2 separate regions of the Mus musculus genome follow, and region 2 is linked to region 1. A link is a loop called in an ENCODE intact Hi-C map of the cell type or tissue named here. Cell type or tissue: gastrocnemius. All regions are shown on one strand. Each heading gives the region's core, and the rest is flanking DNA. Links, peaks and the distances in the headings are about the cores only.

What was found. Hi-C counts contacts between places; a loop is a spot of excess contacts. Peaks named below come from ENCODE experiments on the same cell type or tissue, not always from the same donor. Only the 100,000 strongest peaks of a DNase experiment are listed, where the experiment ranks them.
Region 2: a loop joins it to region 1, with 5 times the contacts of the local background. A loop is called at or near these places in 6 of 42 quality-filtered maps.

The regions. Positions count from the first base shown.
Region 1 is chr14:101,590,033-101,601,433 of GRCm38, reverse strand. All of the region lies in intron 1 of Tbc1d4 (TBC1 domain family, member 4), which reads left to right. Among named protein-coding and RNA genes, the nearest start is that of Tbc1d4, 13 kb to the left of the region's middle. In gastrocnemius, for the core only: no CTCF peak of the experiment used is centred there; a DNase peak (open chromatin) is centred at 5,957.
Region 2 is chr14:101,641,092-101,651,687 of GRCm38, reverse strand. No RefSeq gene overlaps it. Among named protein-coding and RNA genes, the nearest start is that of Commd6, 5.9 kb to the right of the region's middle. In gastrocnemius, for the core only: no CTCF peak of the experiment used is centred there; a DNase peak (open chromatin) is centred at 5,559.

The sequences.
Region 1 (11,401 bases), core at 1,511-9,510:
GGTTTTGAACACTGCATTGTGACTAATGACATGCCAGAATTCTTTTTAAAATGTATTTTATTAGCCAGATATAGTGGCACATACCTTTAACCCCAGCAAGCAGGAGGAAAAGGCAGGCAGATAATCTGTGAATTCAAGGCCTGCCTATTCTGCGTAGTGAGTTTCAGGATAGCCAGCACTATGTAGAGAGATCTTGTCTCAAAAGCAAAAAAATTGTTTTATTATTATCATTATTATTAGTGTATTGCGTGTGTGTGTGTGTGTGTGTGTGTGTGTGTGTGTGTGTATGTATGCACTGGGTCTTCAACTCAGGACCTTATATATACTAGGCAAGCATTCTACCACTGAGCTACATCTTCAAACACAGAGATGTTTTTAGTTGTTTGCTGTAAGCACTTTTTGTTTCCTCCTTGAGCTGGCTAGCTTTGTGTCAACTTGACACAAGCTGAAATCATGTGAGAGAAGGGAGCCTCAATTGAGAAAAGGCCACCATAAGATCGTGCTATAGGCAAGCCTGTAGGGCATTTTCTTAGTGAGTGATGGGGGAGGGCCCAGCCCATCATGGGTGGTGCCACCTCTGATGTGGTGGTCCTAGGTTCTATAAGAAAGCAGGCTGAGCAAGCCAGTAAGCAGCACCCATCCACCGCCTCTGCATCAGCTCCTGCCTCCAGGTTCCTGCCCTGCTTGAGCTCCTGTCCTGACTTCTTCGACAATGAGCAGTGATGTGGATGTGTAAACTGAATAAACCCTTTGCTCCCCAACTTGCTTCTGGTCATGGTGTTTCATTGCAGCCATAGTTACCTTAACTAGGACACTCATCCTTGTTGGCCTGAGGTGGATACTAACCTGGCTTGACTCCCTGGAAGATCTACCATATCTGGGAAAAGACAAACACCTATCCATAGTGCTGCTCAGTTTCAAGGTAGCGCCAGCCTTCTTATGACGGGGACCTATCCAAAACACCACAGCCATTCTGGACCAGTTTCCTGATTGGAAACTGCAGGCTCTGGAGTAGGAGCATGTGTCTGTCCACTGGAAGGGGATACGTAACAGATCTTCCTACTTCTGAGTCTCACTCTTTCCCTGGTACCCAGACTACAGAATCGGGAGCTCTATGTCTCATTTGGTAGGCGATGTGGCCAGTTCTTCACTCTTGCTTGCTTTCAGAGTCTTTCCCAGAGCTAAAGATTTAAAGGAAGACGAGAAGTAAGATCCGATTGCAGAGGATTTGACAGAAACTTTTCATTTCTCAGCTTCCTGGCTTCTGTCCTCACTCACAGGCATCTTAAGCCCGTGGAGGTGCTGGAATGAGAAGTTTCCCAGCCGAAAGCATTCAGTCGTGGAGATGGGACAGAGGGCTCGTACTTGTTCTCCTGGGTGGTCAGGTGAGATGAGGGATACATTGCAGTGTCTAATTATGTTCGTTTGTACAAAAACCGAGACGTTCCTTATTTACATCCTGATAAACAATAGCATCCAGCAAGACAAACTCCAGTCAAGTGCTATTTTCTCCCATCCGTGGACTGAGTGAAATAATTGCTTCATGAGGACACCGATGATGTCAGTGACCCCTCCAGCTCCCTCCCTCCCCCCTCCCCGATTATCTAGTGTGTCGCTTGTTTCTGAAACAAAAGGTAGAGTATGAAACGTCTCAGCAAGTCTTATAGGTCAGCCGTGCAGACAGTCAGGCTGAAAAGGAATTCAGCTGTGGGACATAGTAAGAGGATGGGCAGTCTGGAAATTGTTAGAAGGGCCTTGTGTATTCCATTTCTGTACCCATCTCCTCTTCCTTCCCCTCTTTTAAGGTAACTGTCTTGTTAAAACACTGGCTTCCACTCCAGACCTGGGCCCAGAGGTTAAGAGCACACACTGCTCTTCTAGAGGACCTGAGCTTGGTTTCCAGCACGCACATCATAGGTGGCTCTTAGCCACCTGCGACTCCTATCTCAAGGGAATCAACACTTTTGGCCTCGGTCTGAATTCATGTGCAATACCCCTACACAGACACATACTCAAAGGCAATAACAATACAAATTTAAAAGTAAAAAATTCGGGTGATTGTTTTAGTGTCCCGTTTCATTAAGGTCCCATATACCCCACTATGAAATGAGTGACAAATCAGTTAGGAGGCACAGTGAATTAATTAATTAATTTTGAGACAGGGTTTCTCTGTGTAGCCCTGGCTGTCTTGGAACTCACTCAGTAGACTAGGCTGGCCTTGAACTCACAGGGACAAGCCTTCCTCTTTGTTCTGAGAGCTAGGATTCAAGGAGTGTGCCACCACCACTTTGTTAAGTTAGGATGCATTTTGATGTTATATTCAGGATAACTTGCTTGAAGTGTTGTTTACATAAAATACTAATACAAGTTTGGTAGCTTGCTGGCCTTGTTAGCTGTGGATGCCCCTGGCTCATTACCTCAGGTTTCTAATGTGACATGAATGTCATGCAGGCGTTTGTCCACCTCCGTATGTCTTTAAGTTATTTCCTTAAAAGTGAATGATGGGCTGGGGTGGCTCTATGGGTAAAGTGCTTGTTGAGCACACAGGAAGACGTGAGTTCAAATCCCTAACATCCACAAGGTATCTGAGCATGCTGAAGGCGTGAGATAGACAGAACTTAGGGAGCCTCAACGTTCAGCCAGTGTAGCTGAAATTGCCAGCTCCAGGTTCAGTGAGAGAATCTATTACCATCCCCATCCCCCAGTGGAAAGCAATAGATGTGTACTCAAGGCAACCACTGCATTCCATTTGTAATAACAAGGCAAGCTCAACTGCATACTCACAGACACAGGCACACACACACACATACACACACACAGAACAGTTATTGGGCTCTTGTTGAGTTTTTTAGATATGCATTTTAACATATAATAACCATGAAAGGTATATATCACTATCCCCAACCCCCAGATGGGAAACCTGAGGTATAATTATTTTTCTACATAAGGTAGAAAGGTTTAATTACTTTTCAGAGGTTCACAGACATGTAGTGCTAGAAGCCAACTGCACTCCAGGCAGATTTTACTGGGTCTTTTTGAATCTGCTGCTCTGAGATGCAACCCGAAGTTAGTTTTTGCATGTTTGAATTATAGACCTTATGTTCTATATGTTGTTGCTTCTTCTTATTTATATTAGAATGTCCTCAGTTAAATGTGCTTATTAAATTTGTAAAAATATTTATGCTGAGTTTATGGGTGTATTTATGTCAATATAAATAGGCCCTCTGAGCCTACATGTACTGGTGAACCTGAATCCCTGTCTAACTTTTTCACAAATTCTTTTGTCTAATTAGAGTCAGGTTACAGGGACAGATCTTCTCTAGTTTCTATTGATTCTTCATGAATTTCACATCATGTACCCCAATCCAGCTCATCTCCGTGTTTCTTCGTATCCACCCTCCACCCTCACAACCTTCCCTGAAAATAAAATTAAAAAAAAAAAATTAAATAAATCAAAAACAATCCAAAAAATAATTAAATAAAATAATAAAGAAACAAACCAAAGAAATCTCACTCTTGAAGCTGCGGTGTGTCACGGTGTGTCCACAGTATACCCTTTGGTCCACATGCCTTTACTTGCAAATGTTCAATAATGCTCTAGTTTGAGGCCTAAGGCTTCTACTCTCAGTACTAGATCATCACGGGGCTCCCTTTGGACATCCTGTTGTCACCCTGTGTGACAGAGATCCTGCAGCTTTGCGTCTTTAGGACCAGCTCCTGCACCCACTTCAGTACTTCATAGATGAAGTAGATGCTGGCTTGGGCCAACACAAAGCCCTGGATCTGGGCCTGGATGGTAGGGGAGCAGGTCAGCTCGCCAGCTCCCGTGCACCCACACCACTGCGGGAAGCTCTGGAGCACTACTGCCCTAGTTAAGCTCACCCAGTGCCCCAGCTGGCAAGGGGCTGGGACAGCTCTCCCACTCTCGCGCTTTTAGGGCCAGCTCACCTGTGCCCCACTCCACCAGAACCAGCTCTACTGTCTACCGAGGCTAGGTGAGGTGCAGGCCTGGCTTTCCTGAGAGCTGCCGCTGGGGAGAGGCGGGGTCAGCTCTCCTTTTCGCATGACCCCAGGGCCATTTCTCCTGCCTGGCACACGTGGGGTGGTGGTGGTGGTGGATGGTGGATGGTGGCATTTCTCCCAAACCCATGACATCACCACACTACAGAGGAGTGGTGAGGTCAGCTCTCCTGAGAGCTCACGCTGTTGGCCCTCCCCTCTTCCCCAGACCCCCCCCCCCCCCCCCCCCCCGGGTCTGCTCGACCCTGTTGCTTCTTGCTGGATGAGGTGAAGGGCCCGCTCCCAGGAGAGCTGCTGACTTCAAGGGGGTGGGGCCAGCTCTGCTCAGCCCTGGAACGCCAATATAGTCCCAGGCAGCAGACCAGAGGCATTTTCATAGACTTTGGTGGAATTATTTGCCACCGACATTGACATAGACCCCTACTGCCGCACAGCCTTGGATCCAGACATGGTCATCAGTGGCAGCACTGGCTAGGACTTCACCATGGCCTTAGGTGGCAGGACTCACATCAGGCTCCATCCTCTCGTCTCCAATTCTGCCTCTCCTTATTATGCTCAAACTGTTCGCCTTCTCTTGCGGTCCCATCGATCCAGCACAGTCACGTGACAGACGGGCCTCTGGGTGTCTTCCACCTCTCTCTTGAGATAATAAAATCTGTTCATTGCTTTCTGTTGAGATAACAAAATGCATTAATAGTTGCAGAAATAAAACTTACCAACAAATAGTTTATATTTGATCATGGAATCTGGGAAATAATTGACATAGAATGGCTCTCTTGGAAATTTCAGAGGATATCTAAATTTGTGATTGTTAATTTTAATAATTAACAATGGAGTGAAATCACGAAACAGAAGGTCCCATAGTCTAGGCTGACCTCTAACACATTTTGAACTCCCGATTTTCTTGTCTTTCCCTCCCCAGGACTGGGCTTTTGGTGTGAGCCATCAATGGGTATCAAACACCCTAGGGAAATCTCCCAACCGAGCTGCATCCACATCCTTTTAAACCCATCTGAGGAAGCACTTGTGACAGAAGCCAAGATGTGTTCTTTTCCTCTCTTTATGGACGATGTTTGCTGGCTTTTGCTCTTAGACAATCTGACGAAAGATTAGGTGTTAAGAATCCCTGTTCTACAGAAGTGAAACCTAGGCTCCAGCGTTTTCCCCAAGGATCTGGCAGAGCAGATATTCCAAGTTCCATGTATGTTCTAACCTCCATTCTGTGAGTGTTTATTGATGGCACCGTACTTAGGTTGCAGCCCTGACTTTTCTTTTTCAGGCTTTAATCAGCTTTCTCAACCTGGGGGTTGACCAGTCGTTTCACAGGGGTTGCCTTAAGACCATTGGAAAACACAGATATTTACACTAAGACTCATTCATTAAGCAGCAAAATGACAGTTGTGAAGGAGTAATGAAATAATTTTATGGTTGGGTCACCACTACACGAAAAGCTGCATTAAGGGGCCAGAGCGTTAGGCATGCTGAGACCCACGGCCTCGATGCTGACTTGACTTTGCACTTGGATATGTAATTGCTGATGCTGGAGAAGTAGGAATCACAGCTGAGCCCTACGCTTCACTTCCTGCTTTTGGTCCTCAAGGCAACTCATCAACTCTGCACCCAAGGGTTTTTGTTTAGTTTTGTTTTCATCAAGACAGGGTTTGGCTATGTACAATAGGACACATTGGCCCGAGATCCTCCTAACTCATCTTCTCTAGTGCTGGGATTATAGGTATGCTCCGACATGTTGGCCAAAGGTTACCTATTTTTTTCTTTTTGTTAAGTGCTCTGAACTAAACCCAGTGGCTTGTTCCTGTTAGATGAGCGCCTACCATTGGCGTTATCTGGATTCCTCATTAGCATAGTGCCATGGTCCTCACTGGGCTGTCGGGGTTACGTGTTCCAGAGCTGGTAGAGGCAGGGAGGGAATGGCTTCATGCCAGCTGCTCTCAATTCTGAGATTCCAAGGGTTTGACTCATTCACCCTTACTATTCTTCTGGCTCTCTGGTAACAAGGCCCCATATGCCCTACAGACTGGAGGTTGACCTTCGGCGTCTTCAGTCATCCTTCACTTTAATTTCTTTAGATTTACTTATTTTATCTTTTATGTGCATGAGTGTTTTGCTGGAATGTATGTATGTATACCACTCGCACGCCTGGTGTCCTCAGAAGTCAGAAGACAGCAAGGGATCCCTTGGAACTGGAGTTACAATGGTTTGTGAGCCACCATGTGAGTGTTGGGAACTAAACCCTGGTCCTCTGTGGGAGCAACAGTTGATTTTACCTGCTGAGGCATCTCTACAGCCCCTCCATTAATTTACTTGTTTATTTTTAAAGACAGAGTCTCTCGCTGAACTTAAAGCTCACCAATTATAGGTAGACTGACAGGCCCTATAGCTCAAGGATTGTCCTGTTTCTGTCTCCCTGGGCCTGGGGATGCAGGTCATTATGCCTGGCTTCTTTTTACATAGATGCTCAGGGTTGAACTCACGTCCTCATGCTTTGAAGACAGGCACTTTACCAACTGAGTTGTCTGCCCAGCCCCACTGAAATTATTTGCAACTTGCGCACACACCGCTACTTACCATTACCTCCGCTTCGATATAAGAACTGTGATCTTTGCCGAGCTTGTCTTTACTCTTGTCCCTGTTCGTCTCTTACTCTTCCATCTGCATCCTTCCACGAAGTTGTAGGAGTGGTCCTTTCAAAGCACAAGCCAAGGCTCTTTGAACTCAGGCCATAAGCGCACATTCTCACATGTCCTGGCTAACTGAGCCTTGTCAGAGAACCTCGTTCATCTGTGTATCCCCTGACTCTGATGTGCAGGTTGGCTGTCCTGCTCAAAACAAGTTTGGTCTTTACATAATTTCAAAACCTCTGCATGCTTCCTATATTTTTGCTGGCTTAGCTCCTCACCCCTTTAGTTGTTTTTTTTTTTTTTTTTTTTTTTTTTGCTTAAGTGACAAATGCCACTTCCTCAGACTGGGTTCCCGTGAATGTGTAGCTGACGCAGGTTGGAACCTCAACTTTCCATTTCTGTGTCAGATGTTTGTTTTCTCTTTGACACTTAAACATTGTTTTGATGCTGTTTTTTTTTGTGGTGACCCCACCGGTGGAATGCAAGCTGCGTGCTGGGAGCTGCTGTCTGCTCACGGTTGTGTGACCGAGACCTAGTTCAGTAGGAGGGATTCATTCCAATCCAATGACATGAGTATGAACTGGTCCCTGTCCTCAGGAAATCAAATCCACAGCTTAGGGCTTGCTGACCACAGCCAAGAGTACATGTGTGGTCCTACATGTCTCGGCTTTTCTTGTCATCCTTAACAGATGTCAATTGTAATGTGTTTGCACAATAATAGTATTTTCCCACATGGATACTTATAGTTTAGGAGAAATTATACCACATATAATGTTAAGTGGGATTATGAAGCATGTTTTTAAATGAAAACTTAGAAATATTTTTGAGACAGGGTCTTACTAGGTAGCCTAGTCTGGCTTTAAACTTGTAATTATCCTATATCCTGTAAGCATGGGCCAGTCACATCTTAAATAAGTAGTTTAAGTACATTGTGAAAACATTTTGTAGGCTAAATTTGAAAGGACCCCTTCCCCCTCTTCCTCCTTTCTTTCTTCCTAAAGGTACCATAGTGATACTTATGCTTTATAAGCACTGGCCCCTTCTTCTAACTCCATCCCTTCACGAAGGGCATCTTCTCTTCCTTCTAGTCTGTTTACCTATGAGGAACACTCATGCCTACATTTCTTCAGCACTTGGACAGTTGCAGGGGGGACAGGAGACTCTGTCATATAATGGGATCCGTATTCGTCACACTTCTGTTGTCATGACAACATCCTGAGAAGATCACCACCCAGACGAAGGATTCATTTTGGGTCAAGGTTTTAGTCCATGGCCAGATGACTCCTCCTTTGCTTTCAGGCCTGGGGGAAGGCAGAAGCATCACGGAAGAGGAGGATGGTAGGGGAACCCTCCTGTTCACCCGATGGAGACCAGGAACAAAGAGGAGGATCGGGAAGAGGCCAAGATCAAGATACACCCTTCAAGGACACACCTCCTCTACCCAGGCTTCTCCTTCTCAACAGTCTATTCCAGTTTTGAATCTGTCAATGTGTTATGCCATTCATTAGATCAGAGCCGTTGTGATCCAGGAAAGCCAGAACACCACCCTCCTGGATGCTTATAGAGATGTGATCTATTAATCCTCCTTCCAGTCTAACCAAGTTGACAGATGAGGACAGATTAACTATCAGTCCTAAGCAGCTTCCTCTTTTACTTCATTGGTGAAGTGTGTGTGTGTGTCTTGGATATATGTTTCTCTGTTGCGCAGGTTGTCATTTGTAATGACCGAAGTAGTCTTTGAAACCTACCTTCCGCTAATAAGTCTGGCTGGAGGACACAGACAGACCTTGTTGGTGGTACTTTATTCGAAACAACATAATACTGCTCCTTATTAAGGTAACAGGGTAATCACACAGGGTAAACACGTTTGCTATTTTCCTAGGACTATTTCCTTACAGCCCTGGAGTGGAGCATAAGCTCGTAAGTCATTTCTTTTAAACAGTGTATGTGTGTGTGTGTGTGTGTGTGTGTGTGTGTGAGAGAGAGAGAGAGAGAGAGAGAGAGAGAGAGCACATGCAAGTGCACATACAAATGCTTGCCAGGGAGCAGGTGTGGAAGTCAGAGGATAGCATGTGGGAGTTCTGTCCTATCCACTACGTGTACTGGGGATCAAATTCAGGTCATCAGGCCTGGTGGCAGGAGCTTCACCTACTGGACTAGCTTGTTGGTTGCAGCTCAGTTCTCCTATGGAGGTGTTTCGGTGTCTATACTGAATATAGGAGATGATTCTCGTTGGTATTGGATTTGAGGTGCAGAGCATTGGATGTTTATTTAGGAACCAGTTTTTCTGGTGTGATTGCCTCGTGTGATAGTTTACTTCCAATTCCTGTTGGCTATGAGGTTTTTTCCCCCTCTGTGAGAATAGAATTGATTCTGGACTCCGATAGTGAGAGTTGGCATATGTTTGCCCAGTGAATGATTGTTTTTAGCTGCTTATGTTTTTCAGGTGGTTTTCTTTTAAAAGCTGCATTGCTAATCATGAAAGAGAATTATAGAGCAATGCTCTGAATATAGGGACACAGAATCCATTAGTTTACTTAAACACTTAATTTGGGGTGGGAAGTGGGCTTATTCAGTGAAGTGCTTGCCTTGCAAGTGTTAGCACATGACTTTGACTCCTTAGAACAAACCCTTGTTAAAAAAGCCAGGGGTGGGCAATATTCTTTCAATCCCAGGGCTGGGAGGTTCAGATGGACAAATTCCTGGGGCTTGCTGGCTAGCCAGCTTTGCCAAATTGGTGAGTTCCAGACCAGTGAGCGATGTTGTCTCAAAAACAAAACAAGATGGGTGGCCAATGGTGTTCTGAGGAAGTACACCTGAGGCAGACTTCTGGTTTGTTTCTCTGTGGATTTGACAGTTTTATGAATGAGACAAACTAAACAAACAAATAAATAAACCAAACCCCAAACAAAAAAGCTAAAACAAAAACAAAACAAAAACAAAAAACAAAACAAAACAAAACAAAAAAACCAATGACACTACCCACCACAGGAGAAAGAAAAAAGAAAAAAGAAAAAGAAAAAAACAACAACAACCCTAAACACAAACAAAACAAAACAAAACAAAACAAATCCTGCTTTCTTATTCTACTGAGTGAGATGGCTCTGGCCTCTGCTGTAACCCTCTCCACTACCACCTGTGGCACCAGAGTGAAGATGTTGATAACACATCCAGGAAGACACTGGACTAAACCACACCTGATTACCACCTGCCTGGACATTTCTTCAGTTTATACAAGTCCAGTTGGTCTCTGGCTGTTTGTAGCCAAAAGCAAGAAGAGGGTGAGAGAAAGCCTTTTGTGGGGATATCTATTAAGGGTCGCTCCTAGGTTTGCTAAGTTTTCAGTGTTGGGCAGATTCAATGAGGTTTCCAGGACTGGGGCTGCTTAGGGGATGAAGGACAAAAGGTTTTAGAGGCAAAGCCAAGGATTCTCCCTGTTACCACGAGCCGGCTTCATGTCAGCAGCAGTGAATGCCAATTAATCCCATCTGACCGTGGATTCCTGGGCGGAGAGTCAGCTTCACAGCAGTAACTGTGAACTGTGGAGACTTGGCTCCCAATTTTACTGTCAGTGAACCTGCTAAAATCAAAATCTCCACACAGCATAGAAAGGGTGCCATGGTGGTGCTTTTCAATGGACTGTGATGAGAACTTCATGGGACTTAAAAGTATATATTATGGGCTGGAGAGATGGCTCTGAGGTTGAGAACACTGGCTGTTCTTCCAAAGGTCCTGAGTTCAATTCCCAGCAACCATGTGGTGGTTCACAACCATCTGTAATGGGATCTGACGCCCTCTTCTCTCTGATGCCTCTTCTGTCATATAGGCATACAAGCAAATAGAGCACCCATGTTCCTAAACTACATAAATAAAACTTAAATATAAAAAATTTTAAAATTAAAAAGTATATATATTATGCACATACTAGATTCTTGAGCCTCTTTGTACATACACTGAACCAGAATCTTCGGGTTAGCTCCGGGGATCTGATTAAACACAGGCATTTGGTGAGCAGGTGAGAAGATTCACCAGGCAGAGGCATTTTCAGCAAAAGTCTTGAGTGCTATCTTCCCGACTTATTTGGTCAAAGGAGAAAAACCAATTTTCACAAAAAGGGGTCTTTTTAGCATTTGAATGTAGCCTGGATTTGGGGAAACTACTGTGTCAGCAGATCTAAGACTCCTTCCTCTATAACCAGGAACCTATAACCTAAGCCAGTAAATGGCATAAGCTGTGGGATTTACCACAGTTTAGTTTAATAAAATTGCCATCAGCAAAATCATTCCTCTGGCTGCTGTACACCCCATCTGACCCAGTTGATGCTGTTGTTTCTATAGGGGTAGTGGATACATCACTTCTCATTGTAGGCCAATGTGCTGGCCAACTTGACACAAGCTAGAATTGTCTAAAAGGAGGGAACCTCATTTGAGAAACTGTCTCCATAAGATCCAGTTGTAAGGCATTTTCTTAATCAGTGATTGGTGGGAGAGGGTCCAGCCCATTGTAGGTGGTGCCATCCCTAGGCTGGTGGTCCTGAGTTCTGTAAGAAAGCTGACTGAGCAAGCCATGGGAGCAAGCAGAAAGCAGCATCCCTCCATAGCCTCTGCATCAGCTCCTGCCTCCAGTTCCTGTCCTGTTTGAGTTCCTGTCCCGATTTTCTTCAAAGAAAAACAGAGTGGAAATGTGTGCTAAATAAACCTTTTCCTCCCCAACTTGCTTTTTGGTCCTGGTGTTTTGTTGCA
Region 2 (10,596 bases), core at 2,083-10,082, 50 kb before region 1:
AGAGAAAAAGACAGAAGAGAGGAAAAATGAGAGAAAAAGACAGACTAGAGAGGTGAGAGGGGAAGAAAGGACAGGGAGAGAGAGGTTCATTTTCTTAGTAATCTATATTAGCCTAAAATTCACTCTTCAGACTGTTTCCACCAACACCAATCTTTTGTTATGCCAAGTCACAACATAACCTTTTAAAAGACATGTTAAGTGGCAATTAAACACAATACCTGCAGAGGCTGTGATACTCATAACTCAGGAGTAATTTTAAAGAGCTATGAACGAGTTCATGCTTGCTTCTGGAAAAAGAACTGAGTCACAATGCCACATAGGGAGCCATCAGTATATCTTATGAGCAGGGACTTTTTTTTTGAGATTTTTTAAATGTAGAACTTAAAAAAAAACTTTTAAGAATTGATTAAATATAGCTTGGGCGCAGTTCCTTGCACCTGTAACCAGCAACTTTGATGCTAAAGCAAGAGCATGGCAAATCTGAAACCAGCTTGAGCAGCAGGTAAGATTCATTATGCCAGGGGCGGGGGGATTACCAGATTCACGTCTTAATTGTCCCAAGGAGATCAATATTTCCATTTAACCACAGCCCATTCATGACACACCATCTTGACTGTTCTTTTTTTTTTCTTTTTCTTTTTCTTTTTGTTGGACGGGTGTGTTCAAGACAGGGTTTCACTGTGTAGCCCTGCAGTCCTGAAAGTCACTCTATAGACCAAGCTGGCCTTGAACTCACAGCTCTCTACCTGCCTCTGCATCCCAAGGTCTGGGACTATAAGGCAAGTACCACCATTGCCCGACTTGTATTATTTTTTGTTATAAGAAATAGTCCCAGTTGACATTCTGATGCACGTGTAGTACCCTGTCATCTGCCCTAATCCTGGGCTGTCCTGCCAAACTGCCAATATACCCTTGCGAGTAAAGACACGCCAGTCTCACCTGGTCTGAAAACATCTGTGCTCAATATGAGGTAATAATTCTCAACATGTGATCAGAGGTCATGACTACAATAAATGGCTCTGTTTCTACAGGCCAGGCAAGTCACCTTTAAAGGAGATTCTAGGAATCCAGGACAGCTAACTGAGTACAATGTTGTTGTGCAAACATGAAGACCAGAGTTTGAATGCCCAGCACTCCTGGTTTTTGTCGTTGCTGCTGTTGTTGTTGTTGTTATTTAAATGGGTGTGATGTGAGAGACCAAACCTTTAATTCTAGCACTTAAGAGGAAGAGGCCAGCCTGGTCTACATAGCTAGTTCCAGGCTACCCAGGACTACATAGTGAGACCTGTTTCAAAACAAAGCAAAACAAAAACAGAAACCCTTGGTGTGGTGTTGTACACTTGTAACTCCAGTGCTGGAGAGGCAGACATATAGTACAATCTTTGGAGCTTCCTGGCCAGCTTTGTCTTCAATGAGAGACCCTGTCTCAAAAAAAAAAAAAAATCAGTGGAGAGCGATAGACAAAGATACCAACCTTTAACCAAAGGTTGACAACTGTGATGGTTCATCTTAATTGTCAATTTGACAAAAATGTAGAATCACCTGGGAGTCAGACCTCTCACCAAGTCTAGGGGTGGGGGAGTTACCTTAATTACCTTAAGGTTGGAGGACCCATCCACTATGGGGGCCACCTTTCTTTGGGCAGGGACTCTGGATGAGAAGCACACGGAGAAAGTCAGCTGACTACTAATACTAATTAATTCTCTGCTTTCTTCACTGTGGGTGCAATGTGACCAGCTGTGTTGGTCTCTGGACACTCCATCATTCCCCATGGTGATCGACTGCAACCCAGAACTGCAAGCTAAAGCAAACCCTTTCCCCCTAAGTTGCTTTTGTCTGAGTATTTATCACAGCAAGGGAAATGAAATGATGACATTTGGACCTTACTGTTTTAGGTGAATGATTGAACTGGCCAGGGAAAATTTCTGTGTCTATAATACTGTTCACTTTATTTTGTTGTTGTTTTAATATATTGGTTGCTCAGATTTGGCTTAAGAGCTAAGAATTTTAAGCTAAGAATTCTTTAAGCTGTAAATCCCTTATGATGTAAGGAATACTAATCAAGTCTAAGGAGAGCTGCCTGTCTTTGTTTATGTTATCTATTGATTATGCACATGAACATCATATCCCTGAATAGCCTGAAATATAATATCCAATCCAAAAAACAATGGAGGATTCCAGAAGGCACTCAAGGAGTTTGAAATCCCTATGGAGGCCTCTGAAAGTAGAATGTCAACTGCAAATTAAGCTATACTACTGGAAGTTTTACTTGGGAGCTAAGTGATACTGTTTAACATACCCAGATTCCGGTTTCCTTACATTTAAAATAAAGAGGATGTATGTTTTGGATGTCTTATAGACTCTGGAAGGTTGAGTAGCACGGTGTTGAGAAGAACTCCTAGTGTTTCTTCAGTACCTGGAGCATGGAGGAACTTTGCTGTCTTTACGTATATGATCTCATTTACACACTTGACTAAAAACATTATGAGGGATATTAGCAGCCCTCTCTTTATAGGCAGGAAAGCTAACCCCTCAGCTACCTGTGTGCATCTGTCTGTCAATTCATCCAACACTTTGCCCACCCGAGTCCCGTTCCACACAGACAAAGGGGCCCAGAGGGTCTGCGGCACTAGTCTAGCAAGTCACCCACTGAATGATTGGAAAAGGACCTGAGCTTGGGTTTAAGTGGCTCTAAAGCCCCCAGCACTTCAGTAATGCATCACACTGTATTGGCTTCCCACCAATATTTTGTAGCTTTGGTGGGCTCTGAGCATGTGTTTGTGGAGGTCAGAGGTCAACCAGAGATTATCATCAGATATCTTCCTCAACTGCTAGCCTCTGTGCTTGTGAGACAGTATCTCTCTTTGAGCCAGGCCCTCACAGATTTGAGTAGACTGGCTCATAGGGCAGTGTGCCCCAGGAATACTCTTGTCTCTGCCTCCAAGTGCTGGAGATACAGCTGTGTTCTATGGTGCCTGTCTATGTTACATAGGCAATGGGGATCCAAAAGCAGGTGTTCCAGTGCGTATGCAGCAAGGACTTTACCAATTGAGGCATCCCTGGAGCTCCTAACTTAAACAACAGGAATTTACTATTCTATACTGTAGGTGTGTTTTTAACATTTATTTGAGGTATTGTACTTATATCGTTCTTAAAGACGCTATATGAAGTCCCAGTACTTTTGAAAGCTGCTATTACAGACTGGTAGGGATGATAAAAAAAAATACAAGTTACAAGCTATTATGAATGGTTAAGAAATACAAATTAATAATTAGTCAAACTCATGGTCATTAAATACTGGTCTAGTTAATTACAGTAAAATATTTTCAAGGTTATTCACATAATAGATAGCTAAGAATATACAATGTTTGACAATTCAGATTACTATAGATATACAGTTGGTCCTTAAAAACCTCAGAGATCCACAGAATATGACATTTAAACTTATTTCATTATTAAAAGATCTTTTGACTATGAGACAGGGCTGCTCCTGAGAGTATGCCATTCTACTTCAAAGAAGATGATGAACATCAATAACCTCCATATGGCGTTCATTCATTTATGGCTAGCTAGCCACTAGACAAAGTAAATGCCCATGCCTCAACTACAGACAAATCTGTCCAGAAAGGATAAACAGATGCAGGGATGTTGTCTGCTGTGTTCTACCATGACAGGGTAAGCAAGCCTTTCCGAATTACTGCTTTACAAAATGTCTGTCAGATATACTGGGCCAGATGCCTGAAGATGAGCACTTCAACGTTACAGAGACAATACTGGGGACTGTCCAGGCTGTCAGCTGTCATTTTTATAATCTTTGGAAGCTTTGTCCCAGCAATTCCTGCAGAGTTGGGTAATGTTTATTCCTTCTCAGGTCTCTGATGGGGTTGACAACTAGGGAGTTATAGTCTTACTAGAAGCTTAGGGTGTTTAAGATTTAAGAAGATGTTTTAAAGGTGGTAATGCAAGTTAGGATAAAAATTGAGTTAAGTACAAAACCTTAAACATACCAAAATAAGATAGATAATAGAATAGTTTTTTTAAAGATTTATTTATTTATTTAATGTATATATGTACACTGTAACTTTCTTTAGACACACCAGAAGAGGGCATCAGACCCCATTACAGATGGTTGTGAGCCAACATGTGGTTGCTGGGAATTGAACTCAGGACCTCTGGAATAGCAGTCAGTGCTATTAACTGTTGAGCCATCTCTGCAGCCCAATAGAATAGTTTCTAAAGCTGCCAAATACTATGGATTGAACATTGTAAATGTATATTATACCATATAGCATATAGTTTTTATAATTGCTTCATAATTATTATAACTGTATTCAATTTATACATATTTAAAAGCTTTTTATTAAACTAAAAGGGGGATTGTAGAGAGAATATCGTGTATTGTATGGATGCCTTATCTGTCAATTAAAAAGCCTATGGCCTATGGCCTATGACTTAGGTAGGAAATAGAGGTGGAACATCTGGGAGAGAGAAAGAATTATGGGATAGTGATGAGACGGATGCATGGTGCCTGAGCACAGGTAACCAGCCATGTGGCAAAACGTAGGTTAGAATAAATGGGATATCTTGTTATATCTAGTCAGAGAAGAACCTACCTATATGGCCAAGGTATTTGTAAATATATTTTAAGTCTGAGTCTTATTTCTGGGAGCATGGGGCTGGGTGAAAGAACCAGGGCTAACTTCTATACTATAGACTGAAGATCCGAATTCTGTAATAGATATTGCTGGACTATGAAGTGTCCATGTATCTTGTAATACATGTGATATAATCCATTTTCTTTCCTATTTTGTCTTCTGGAAGCTACCAGCATTCTTTGCCTCTTAGCTCCTGTCTACAAAGCCAGCAAATTAGGTGAGTCTTTGTCACATTGTTTTACTGTGACAAACTCTTCCTGTGACTATAGCTCATCACCTTTATCTTCCCCAATGAAGGGCATTTGTCATCACATGGCTCTCACCTGAGTAACATCTAGTTAGCAGCTGATGGGCAGTTTCCATTCCCATGGATGGTGTAAAGTAGCTTATTCCCAGACTGTGGGTCAGGAAGCAGACATCTTCGAGGATTTTGACTGTATACACTGACAGTTCAGGATACTACAGTACAGTATGGTAGATACCTTTAGTGGACCTCTGGTGGCTTTGTTTCCCTAGAATCTTTTAACCTAGGTTGGGCTGAGTCATTCTCATCTTTTCTTCTGGTGTTATCTCTCATCTCTGGTACACCATCGACTTTAACAATCACATAATTATATGCTTTCTAGACACAACATGTGTCACAAAGCAGGCAAAAAGAAATGCATCTAATAATGGTCCAAGGAGTGGGTGTGTGACTCAGTATGTTCATCAGACATTTTTTTTCCAGAATTGAGATTCAAGACCAGTGTCCTCTTTCCTCTTGGAATATTAGTCACATGGCTGTAATGCCAAAGACACTGGTTGTCCCTGTCTACATACACATCCTCCTGCTGTCACAACAAATGGAGAAGACAAAGAAAATGGAGCCAAGAAACAAACAGGAGGCCAAATCCGGGTGGGAACCAAGGGGTTGGGCTCTTTTGCTATGCAAGTCTCACAATTCTCTTGGCACATCAATGTGTTCCACCCTTATGCTTCAGGGCCACAGCTGTGAGATAATAATTTCTGCTATTTTGGTTAGGCTAGTTTGATTCAGATTTCTATCACTGGGCATTTAAAAAGCAGCTAAAATAAATGCTTAAACAGAAGGAAATATCTTTGTGTTTTTTCCATTCCACTGTAACCTTCATGACATCAAGAGTGCATGACCCTAAGGGGGCTTATTGAAAACATTCCCAAAGTGCTTTTTGATCTATACATCTTACATAGATGTTGTTGTATTAAAATAAAATTTAAAAAGCTATTACAATGGATATATAATGGCAATTTTCTTAACTTCATGAAAATCTGCATTTTTAAAAATTTATTATTATGTGAATGTGTGTGTAAGTACACTAGCGCCATAGGCTGTGCTTTTGGAGGTCAGAGAACAGCTTGTGACAGTCAGTCAGTTCTCTTCTTCCACTACATGAGTCCCAATGAACAAACTCAAGTTGAGAGGCTCAGGAGGAAGCTCTTGTACCAACTGAGTCATGTCACAGACCCCCAAATCTGTGTTTTATAAGTGGAAGTCTTGAGTGTAAATTCTATTATCTTATAAGATGTCGGTTCTGAAAATAGCAGTCTGCCATGTGTTTATTATAACTTATAAAAGAAAATGGATTTCTAGAAAGAAGACCTTCAGAAGAATTATATTAGGAGAGTCATAGGTTCATCATAGTCAGTCACGATGAGGTCCTGCACTGGGAGAGCAATGACATAGATATATCATCGTGCTATAGACATGATGGGATCTTGGAGGAAGAGCCTTCATTTCCACTAGACAAAGGGAATATTTCTGAGTCTTACAGGTTTGCAGGAGCAGGTTGTAGAGGGGAGAGCTCAGAGGGAGTATAAGGTGCAGACCATGTGACCAGGCCTGGCCTAGCCTTTGTACCAGGAGTCACAAGGCAGGAAGATAAAGAAAACTTGCAATTCAAGGTTGTCCTGAACTTGCACACAGCTGCACAAGGAAGGAGAGAACTTCAAGGCCAAATGGGATAATTTTTAAATCAGGTCTCTGTGCCAGAGGAGAGGCTGTAGGAACATGTGGCCTGATTTCAGAGAGAGAGAGAGAGAGAGAGAGAGAGAGAGAGAGAGAGAGAGGGAGGGAGGGGGGGGAGGGAGGGAGGGAGGGAGGGAGGGAGGGAGGAAGGAAGGAAGGAAGGAAGGAAGGAAGGAAGGAAGGAAGGAAGGAAGGAAGGAAGGAAGAGAGGGAGGAAAGGGAGAGGGCCTGGTCTGGACCAACATATCTCTTCTCTTCTCTTCTCTTCTCTTCTCTTCTCTTCTCTTCTCTTCTCTTCTCTTCTCTTCTCTTCTCTTCTCTTCTCTCTCTCTCTCTCTCTCTCTCTCTCTCTCCCTCCTTGTACACACACACACACACACACACACAGCTCTAATCTTAAAGGAAATAAAAGATATTTTAACTCTGTAGCCATTTTGAGTGACCATGCCCTGGAACACAGATTTTGCTTAACCCAAATTCCATGTTCCAATGTAAAAGAAGTTTCATGAAGTTTGTATAGTTACACAACAACAACTGCAGCAACAACAACAATGACATTGAGATGGGAGAAGCTTTTCTATAGTCTCAAGATACTATCTGATGACATTCTTAGCTTTTGGATTGGTGGAAGCTAGCAGTGTGCTAAGTTAATAGATTCTAAAAGGATTCCATTTATCAAGCCACTAGTTGTTCATTCTGACACAGAAGTGGGTGGAGAACGGCTGTTTTGGGGGGCTAGAGCTAGATCAAGATAAGGTAAATTAGCCTTTGGACTACACCACTCCAATCTCTCCACAGTACTGAAATTCTTGTCAGCCAACCTGTCTCTGCAGACACAGCCTCTTTTCAAGAATTTCACTTTCAGAAAGGGGTGCTCATATTGAATAATAACTGTCAAAAATTCATAGGCCATGTGTGATGATGTATAAGGCAGCCTGGTCTAAATAGTGAGTTCTAGGATAGCAAGGGCTACAAAGTGAGACCCTGCCTCAAAAAATTAAGATAAAATAAAATTCGCATAAAATAGAGTAAACAGAAGTTAACTTTAACATATTTGTTCTTTCTGCTTTGGGAAATTTTTTGTAAAGATCAGGTGAGGGGTGTAGTGCCAGGGAAAGGTTGAAATGTCCCAAAGCAGACAGGAGCTGATCCAATGCAACCACAGTAGGGCCTTTTTATTCCAGCTAGCTCAGGTCCCCCTAGCCCCAGGGCACTGCTATCACACATGATGGTTTTGGTGGTGGGGTGCTCCTAAAATCTACCAGGGCAAGGCTTTATTGGAAGCTACAAGCAGGAGCGTGGGTGTTTATGCATCTAATTGGAGAGCTACCCCGGCCTTTAACATAATTGGCTGGTACTGGGAGTCATATCATAAACTTAATTGCTGCTTCTCTCTGCATTGGTGGTCGTTAGGCAGGGGGTAGGCTTGTAACCTGGGAGTGCAAATCTGTTGGGGCAATACTTGGAGACTCTGGTGTTGGGGGTTAGCCTAGAGATTGGAGCTAGGCTCAGGTTTTGTTGGGGATTGACTTGGAAACTAATGTTAGGTACCAGCCTGTTAATTTGTCTGAATTCAAACTTAGGTCAGGTTTTCTACAATGGAGTCTAAATTTAAAAGCTTTGACCTCTCAGGGTTATATGTTTATGTGTGTCTTCTCTATTCCCAGCAGCAAGGAGCTGGGAAGGGGGCAGTTTGTGGTATGGTGGTATACATCTTTAATTCCAGCACTCAAGAGGCAAAGGAAGGTAAATCTCTGTAAGTTAGAAACCAGCTCGGTCTTCATAGTGAGTCGCAGGCCAGCCAGGGTTACATAGTGAGAGCCTGCGTTTTTTAAAAAAGGAAAATATTCCAATAACTAGAAGTAATGTATTGATCAACTGGATGTATAATACTGTTCCATCTTTTTATCCTGTTTCTTTGGGTGAGGGCTTTCTCTCATACAGGGATTCTTTTTTTTTTTTTTTTTTTCTGCCATGTGCCTCCAGGGATGGAGCTCCGTCTGTCCGTGTTTGTTTGTTTGTTTGTTTTTGTTTTTGTTTTTCCGAGACAGTGTTTCTCTGTATAGCCCTGGCTGTCCTGGAACTCACTCTGTAGACCAGGCTGGCCTCGAACTCAGAAATCCACCTGCCTCTGCCTCCCGAGTGCTGGGATTAAAGGCGTGCGCCACCACGCCCGGCTCATACAGGGATTCTTTTCTGCAAGTTATTTAGTACATTTAAGTAAGCCCGATAATACTGGCTAGAGATTGTTTTAGATTTTCAACTACAGCATGCATGGCATAGTTCTTGGTGTTTGCTGTATGTACTTTAACTAGTACAGTTCAGCAATCCGAAGTGAGCTATTTTGTGGTAAGTGGACCTCTAAAGATGTTCAGCCTATAAAGATAACATCTCTATTCAACAAAACTGTAATATAGGGATTATTCAGAATATGTAATTTCAGTTATATACTTTAATGCCTATGGAAATTATTCTAGATCATTTGAGTACGCATTACTTAACCATCTGAAGCCTTAAAAACAGAGAATGTAGGTAAAAGAAAGGAAAGGAGAAATTGTCTAGTTAGATTAGCAAACATGAGGGAGACGTGTTTTACTATTTGGCTTTGCAATGGCAGTGAAGACACAAAGACATGGGTATGAATCGTCTCTAAAACCCGAGAATCCTTGAAAACTAGCAAAATAAGAACCTGCATGAAATTAAGCCCTAACAACAACTTGAATGAATTGAAAAGCAGATTCTGTCCCAAGCCTTTGAGGAAGCACCAGCTATTTACATGCCTTACTTGGATTGATGTTGAGTTTCCAGACTTATGGTTAGAGTGTTCTTTTATATATATATATATACATATATTTTATTAGGTATTTTCCTCATTTACATTTCCAATGCTATCCCAAAAGTCCCCCATACCCTCCCCCCCACTCCCCCCCACTTTTTGGCCCTGGCATTCCCCTGTACTGAGGCATATAAAGTTTGCATGTCCAATGGGCCTCTCTTTCCAGTGATGGCCGACTAGGCCATCTTCTGATACATATGCGGCTAGAGACATGAGCTCCAGGGTACTGGTTAGTTCATATTGTTGTTAAACCTATAAAGTTGTAGACCCCTTTAGCTCCTTGGGTACTTTCTCTAGCTCCTCCATTGGGAACCCTGTGATCCCTCCAATAGCTGACTGTGAGCATCCACTTCTGTGTTTGCTAGGCCCCGGCATAGTCTCACAAGAGACAGCTATATCTGGGTCCTTTCAGCAAAATCTTGCTAGTGAATGCAATGATGTCAGCGTTTGGAGGCTGATTATGGGATGGATCCCTGGATATGGCAGTCTCTAGATGGTCCATCCTTTTGTCTCTGCTCCAAACTTTGTCTCTGTAACTCCTTCCATGGGTGTTTTGTTCCCATTTCTAAGAAGGGGCAAAGTGTCCACACTTTGGTCTTCTTTCTTCTTGAGTTTCATAAATTGTATCTTATATCTTGGGTATTCTAAGTTTCTGGGCTAATATCCACTTATCAGTGAGTACATATCATTTGAGTTCTTTTGTGATTGGGTTACCTCACTCAGGATGATGCCCTCCAGGTCCATCCATTTGCCTAGGAATTTCATAAATTCATTCTTTTTAATAGCTGAGTAGTACTCCATTGTGTAAATGTACCACATTTTCTGTATCCATTCCTCTGTTGAGGGGCATCTGGGTTCTTTCCAGCTTCTGGCTATTATAAATAAGGCTGCTATGAACATAGTGGAGCATGTGTCCTTCTTACCGGTTGGGACATCTTCTGGATATATGACCAGGAGAGGTATTGCGGGAACTTCCGGTAGTACTATGTCCAATTTTCTGAGGAACCGCCAGACTGATTTCCAGAGTGGTTGTACAAGCTTGCAATCCCACCAACAATGGAGGAGTGTTCCTCTTGGTTAGAGTGTTCTTAGGAGACAAGCGCTCATTTATTTAAGAAAAA